2 separate regions of the Mus musculus genome follow, and region 1 is linked to region 2. The links are chromatin contacts, found by Hi-C in ENCODE. All regions are on one chromosome and are shown on one strand. The core of a region is the stretch at or near the end of the contact, and the rest is flanking DNA. Distances in the headings are between cores, read along the strand shown. Region 1 has its middle 48 kb from the start of Tnfsf4. Region 2 holds the start of Tnfsf4 (tumor necrosis factor (ligand) superfamily, member 4).

What was found. Hi-C counts contacts between places; a loop is a spot of excess contacts on that map.
Region 1: a loop to region 2 is called in a map of T-helper 17 cell, with 2.3 times the contacts of the local background. The contact joins the enhancer-like site here to the promoter of Tnfsf4 in region 2. A Hi-C loop is called at or near these places in 1 of 37 maps with a recorded cell type or tissue (T-helper 17 cell).

Annotation. Positions count from the first base shown.
Region 1 is chr1:161,442,572-161,445,271 of GRCm38, forward strand. No RefSeq gene overlaps it. Among named protein-coding and RNA genes, the nearest start is that of Tnfsf4, 48 kb to the left of the region's middle. Within about 2 kb of position 1,299, at least 1 of the 3 ENCODE cell types and tissues checked has a DNase peak (open chromatin) inside an H3K27ac peak, as active enhancers do.
Region 2 is chr1:161,394,058-161,396,757 of GRCm38, forward strand. Tnfsf4 (tumor necrosis factor (ligand) superfamily, member 4) reads left to right here and starts at 1,381. Exons shown (of 3, transcript NM_009452.2): 1 at 1,381-1,686. The coding sequence starts at 1,525.

The sequences.
Region 1 (2,700 bases), core at 49-2,548, 48 kb after region 2:
GACAGATATTCCTTTTTCAAACCTTAATGTATAGGACAAAAACATGTCTTGAGGAAAAAGAAAAGTGCTTTGAAACGGCAACGAACCGAACTCAGCTCATGCTAATCGGGAAGTGAGCTAGCCCAAAGGGTGCTTTCTTCCTGCGTAACAGAAATAAAGACACAGGTCACCCTATTGGAATGGTGTTGGAAGAGCAGATTCTCACAGAATGTGTGATGACGTGACCCAGGGAAAGTGACCCATAATAATTCCATGGAAGATGCTTGGGTGTATGACTGACAAGAAAACATGGGAAAATTTGAAGCGGAGAGATGATATGTTAGGAATTCGGCCTGTGGAGGTAGTTTCTCTTCCAAGGCAGCTTTAGTGTGCGATTTCTTATCTTGAGGAAACACCCCAGGTGATACCTGGAAGTCTCTTGGCGCCAAATATTTGCATATCTTGCTGGCTTCCCAAGTCTGCAGAAGTTGTTTACTGAGAACACCAGCGAACACTGGTAAGACTTTTGTTTCTTTAAACTTTCTTTCAGGGGGAAACAAAAGCTAAGCAGTAGGGATTCTTCTTTGTGAATTTCACATCCCATTCTTCTCCCTGTGTCCCTTCGTGACCCCGTGTCCCCGTGTCCCTGTGACCCTCTGCCCTTGCAACCTCCACCACCAAAAGAAAACAAAATATAAAGATAGAATTCTTAACGGGCAGGAGTGTTTTCTCTGTGAGAAAGCAGGTTGTATTGGCCTTCGTTGTGGGAAAGGCCTCTTTGCAAATGGCTGTTAGCCAGTGAACCAGAAGTGATGCAGCAGGGACGGAGAGGCCAGAGGTGATGGCGGTAGAAAACCAAGTGGTAATCATGAAATGGAAGCTGCTTTTGTCAGCAGCGCTTCTGCAGCTGAGTGAGGCTAGGGCATCAAAGGAGAAACTGTCTCTGGAGGGAACAGGTTTCTCTGCCGAGGTAACAAATCAAATTGAGCACAATTATAATATAAAGGCAAGCTTCCTGTGGGCAGCTCTGGGGTGGGTTCACCGATCTCCCAGGAGGAAGTCAGTCAAGTTGCAAGGTTGAGCTGAGGTAGGGGCTTCTTAAAGGGAAGGGGAGGGAACCGTGACGTGATGGTGAGGTACTGGGTTATAATCTTGTTTGGTGAGTCTTTAGGGCCCTACTATAGGGTGATCTTAGGTCCAGGGGTCACTTTGGAATCCGAAACTGGCTTTGTCCAGTGTTTTGCGCTGGCTTTTGCGAACATCAGCTCCCGGTCAAAAGAGAAGGGCGGGGACCTCTTGGCCCATGCCATCTTGGCTTTGTCCCAAAACCTCTGGCTTAACAGGAACTAATAAAGAAGTGTCTGAAAAGCCGAAAACTGTTTGGAAAATCAGAACACTAATACAGACTGGGCAGCGCAACAGTTCACAGCTTCCATCCTGGCTTCTGTACTGGGGCAGCAGAGGTGAAGTGAAGTTGCAAGCACAGTGCAAAATGCGAATACAATCGATACCATCATCCCGCGCTGGCAGCTGCCTTCAGTCCTTTCGAGTTTGGGGCTTTGGTCCGAGAGAGATGATGCAACCTTCACAGCAAGATGGGACTGGAGAAGAAATCTGTCTCGTGACCCAATAAACTCTCAAAGGACTCTTCCAGAGGCCACCTTGCGAAGGGTCCCTCAAGTTAAGGACCAGAAGGCAATCACAAGTTTGGTTTCCAGTGGGCAGCCAGCTTTGATCTGGGTGTGAGTAAGGCTACTAAGCCTATCGTTTAGCTGAGGGTGTTTTTTAAGGGACTGGAGTGGTAGAGGGGCAGAGAGGAGTGCAAAAAGTGCAAATAGGTCATGTGGCTCTCAGAGATTTAGAATGAGACCATCACACAGTGTTATTGGATAACCGATTGGGGATGTGTGTGTGTGTGTGTGTGTGTGTGTGTGTGTGTGTGTGTGTATGTGTGTGTGTATGTATGTATGTATGTATAAACTATTAAAGAAACAATAAATTTGAGAAGGAGCCAAGGGGAACTCATGGGAGCTATTGAAGGAAGGAAAGAGGAGAAAGGTTGGTGGAATTATAATTATAATTCCAAATTTAAAAACATTATTGTTTTTGAGGGGGAACCATGGTTGGAGTGAGGAGCTGGCCACTTTCCTCTACAGCCCCCTCTAGTTTTTCCAGGGGCTTGCATGTTAGTCTGGACCCCAGGTGCTCAGTCACACACAGTCTGACTCATCTGCTGAAGCCATGCTCAGCCTATAAAATATGCCACTCTGAACTCTTAAAAGAGGTCGATTTAAAAGAAAAATGTGGCCCAATGTTAGGGCCGCAGCAGAGCGCACAGAGGTAGGGCTTTGAGAGAAAGGGAACACAGCAGGGTTGTAAACATTCAGAAACTAGGGAGCTCCCAACTGGCTCAGCAGCTTGTGCTGCCTAGGGGTCCCCAGGAAACACATCCCTGACTTGTTCAACAGTCTCTGAACCTGCCCGGGGAAGCATGCTAGAGCCCCAACTGGTTTGACAACTTGCCTAAAGTTGGAGAAAGCTAAGCAGATTATATTAGCATTCCATTCTCCACCTAGACCAGCAGAGGCATACAAGCCCGAGAACACAGCTTGTGCAGTCCCAGTTCTGACCAGAATGTAGATGATTTTCTATTGCTTCATGGCCCGTTGGCCAAGATAAAGTGGACAGAAGGCGTTCTACGCTAGGCTTTGTTCTTTTCTG
Region 2 (2,700 bases), core at 131-2,630:
TACCTTCCTTGTCCTGCAACTCGATGTTCTTTTTAATATGCCTCATATCCGTGATATTCTTTAATTGTGGCACATTTGTGAGTTTCATGTACCTTCTTACACTTCTGGCTCTCAGAATATTTTTTTCTCTCACTTCCTTCTTTATCTGTTGACGGCTCCATGATAAACCATGAGACTTTCCCATAAAGTTGAGAGAGAATTATGTTCAGCATCCCTGTGCTACTTATATAGCATTGACTTCATAGTACATATTCAATAAACATTTTGCCATTTTGGACTTGACATTAAAACTTCACATTCATTTAGTTTCACTGTGCATGTCAGTGACAACGGCTAAGTGGTGAGCAGTTGGCTATTGGAAGAATCTATTTTTAAAGTTTTGTTTTGTTTTTAATGTAAGGGGTTTATGCCTGTGTGTGTGCACCACTTGCATGCTTGGTGCCTACGGAGGTTAGGAAAAAGGCATCAGGTCTTCCAGAATGAACAATTACGATGGTTTTGAGCCACCACGTAGAGGGAGAGAACTGAACCCCCGTCTTCTGGAGCAGCAGCCCTGCTCTTAACCACTGGGTCGTTTCTCCAACCCTGGGAAGATATGTTTACTTAGCAGGCTCTGAGTCCAGCCAACATTTCAAAGAGAGCAACAAGCCTCAAATGTTACTTGAATTACTCATGCAAAAGTTATGTGTGGGAAAAATATATAGGGGAGTGAAGGCGGAGGGTGGGGTGGGGAATGACAGAATTTTCTTCTGCTTCTTTTTTGATATTCTGAAAATTAATCATGTATTTGCTGAATTTCCCTGAAATGAGAAAGTATGACAGTTGCAAGAGCGTTTAACACAGTGTCTGACACATAGCAGTTGCTCAATAAATATTAGTTTATGTGGCTTAATGTGATGTATTATGTAACTATAAGACCCCTTCTTTATGTCTATATGCATAATCCACCTTTCTATTTTCCTCTTTGTCCTTTTCATCTCAAGGATAACCTGCATGCATTTGATTCTGAAACTGTAAAATGGGCCAGGAGATTAATTGCACAATAGAAGCAGGGATGTCTGGCAAGCATGTTCCTCAAATCTCTTCTATGGTTTAAGACATCTTGAGGGATTGGTAAGTAAGCTGCTTTAAAAAAAAAAAAAGGGTGATCTTTATCTATCATTACCGGTGCAATAAAAAACTTCAGAGCACACGTTTGTGAATGTCATTTCGAAGTCACTCAATTCATAACTGGGATGCCACAAAAACAACTCCCTGTTAGCCCGGAGGGAAAAAAAAAAAGAAAGAAAGTAAAGGGGAAATTCAGATTAGTCACATAGAAGTTCCCCCGCCTGCAAAACCTGCAGAGTTAAAACGAAGAGACTCTGCTCTGCTCCTTCAATTGCTTTTTGTCTCCTGTTCTGGGACCTTTATCTTCTGACCCGCAGGCTTGACTTTGCCCTTATTGGCTCCTTTGTGGTGAAGAGCAGTCTTCCCCCAGGTTCCCCGCCACAGCTGTATCTCCTCTGCACCCCGACTGCAGAGATGGAAGGGGAAGGGGTTCAACCCCTGGATGAGAATCTGGAAAACGGATCAAGGCCAAGATTCAAGTGGAAGAAGACGCTAAGGCTGGTGGTCTCTGGGATCAAGGGAGCAGGGATGCTTCTGTGCTTCATCTATGTCTGCCTGCAACTCTCTTCCTCTCCGGTAAGATGCACCAGTGGGCGCTGCTTTTCCTCCAGCTCTGGCTGAGCGCCAACTGCAACAGCTGCAGTCACCTGTAAAGGATCTAATGGTAAAACTGTTCAGTCCCTGCCCCTGCCACCAAGAGATTGTAAAGTGTGGTCAAATATCCTTTGGTGTCTCCTTTCCTTCCTATTTTAACAGTAGCAGTGCTAGGGTGGAGTAAAGGGCAGAGGGGCCCTGCTTCTAATGGTTTTTGTTTGTTTGTTTTGCAAGGCAAAATCCCTGATGTATCTTAATGAGCTGTCACCCTGAAGCTTTGGGCTACTGATATTTCTCTATCCATCCTGGTAGTAATGTGTCTGATCGGGGAATCAGTATAAAAGAAAGACAAATAACGGACCCGTTTTACTTCCCACCGCGTTCATGAGTCTGCAGATATTCAAGGGGATCTGGTTCTTAAATTTTTTTTTGAAGGTTTCAGGATTAAGTCCTTTCCTATCACCGACCTGCAGCAATGTGTGTGCACATTTGTTGGCTCAGCCGTTTACATCAATCACTTAATCTCATAGTTTTGTTTGCTCGTATGTTCTTTAAGTGTTCAACCGCAGGTCTCCCCAGAATTCCATGTTGGATCTGGCCTCATAATTCTTGTTTCCATAGTGGTTGCTTTATGTCAGCAAATCCATGGTGGATGACAGACAGAATGGAAGGTCTTTTTCATGGCCATATCAGAGACACAGCTACGTCAAATTAAACCAGGATACGACGAGCAGTCCGGGCAAAGGCCTGGGCATGTCTCTGTGTACAGGAAGTGCGGTTTTGATAACTAGAAGCTGTTGGGAGCGTATGTGTTCTCGAGGGCTGAACCTTGTACTGTGCTTGTCCCTTGGGCCGGCAAACTGGTGTGGGGCTCAAGCCTGCTTGGCCAATTAGAGCAGCAGCAGCCCGGTCCTCTTCTCTCCACTCCACATAGCTCTCTGTGTAGGGCGGTGGATGGAAATTTTGTAGGCACTTTGGGGGAGAAGGTGCTAGGGT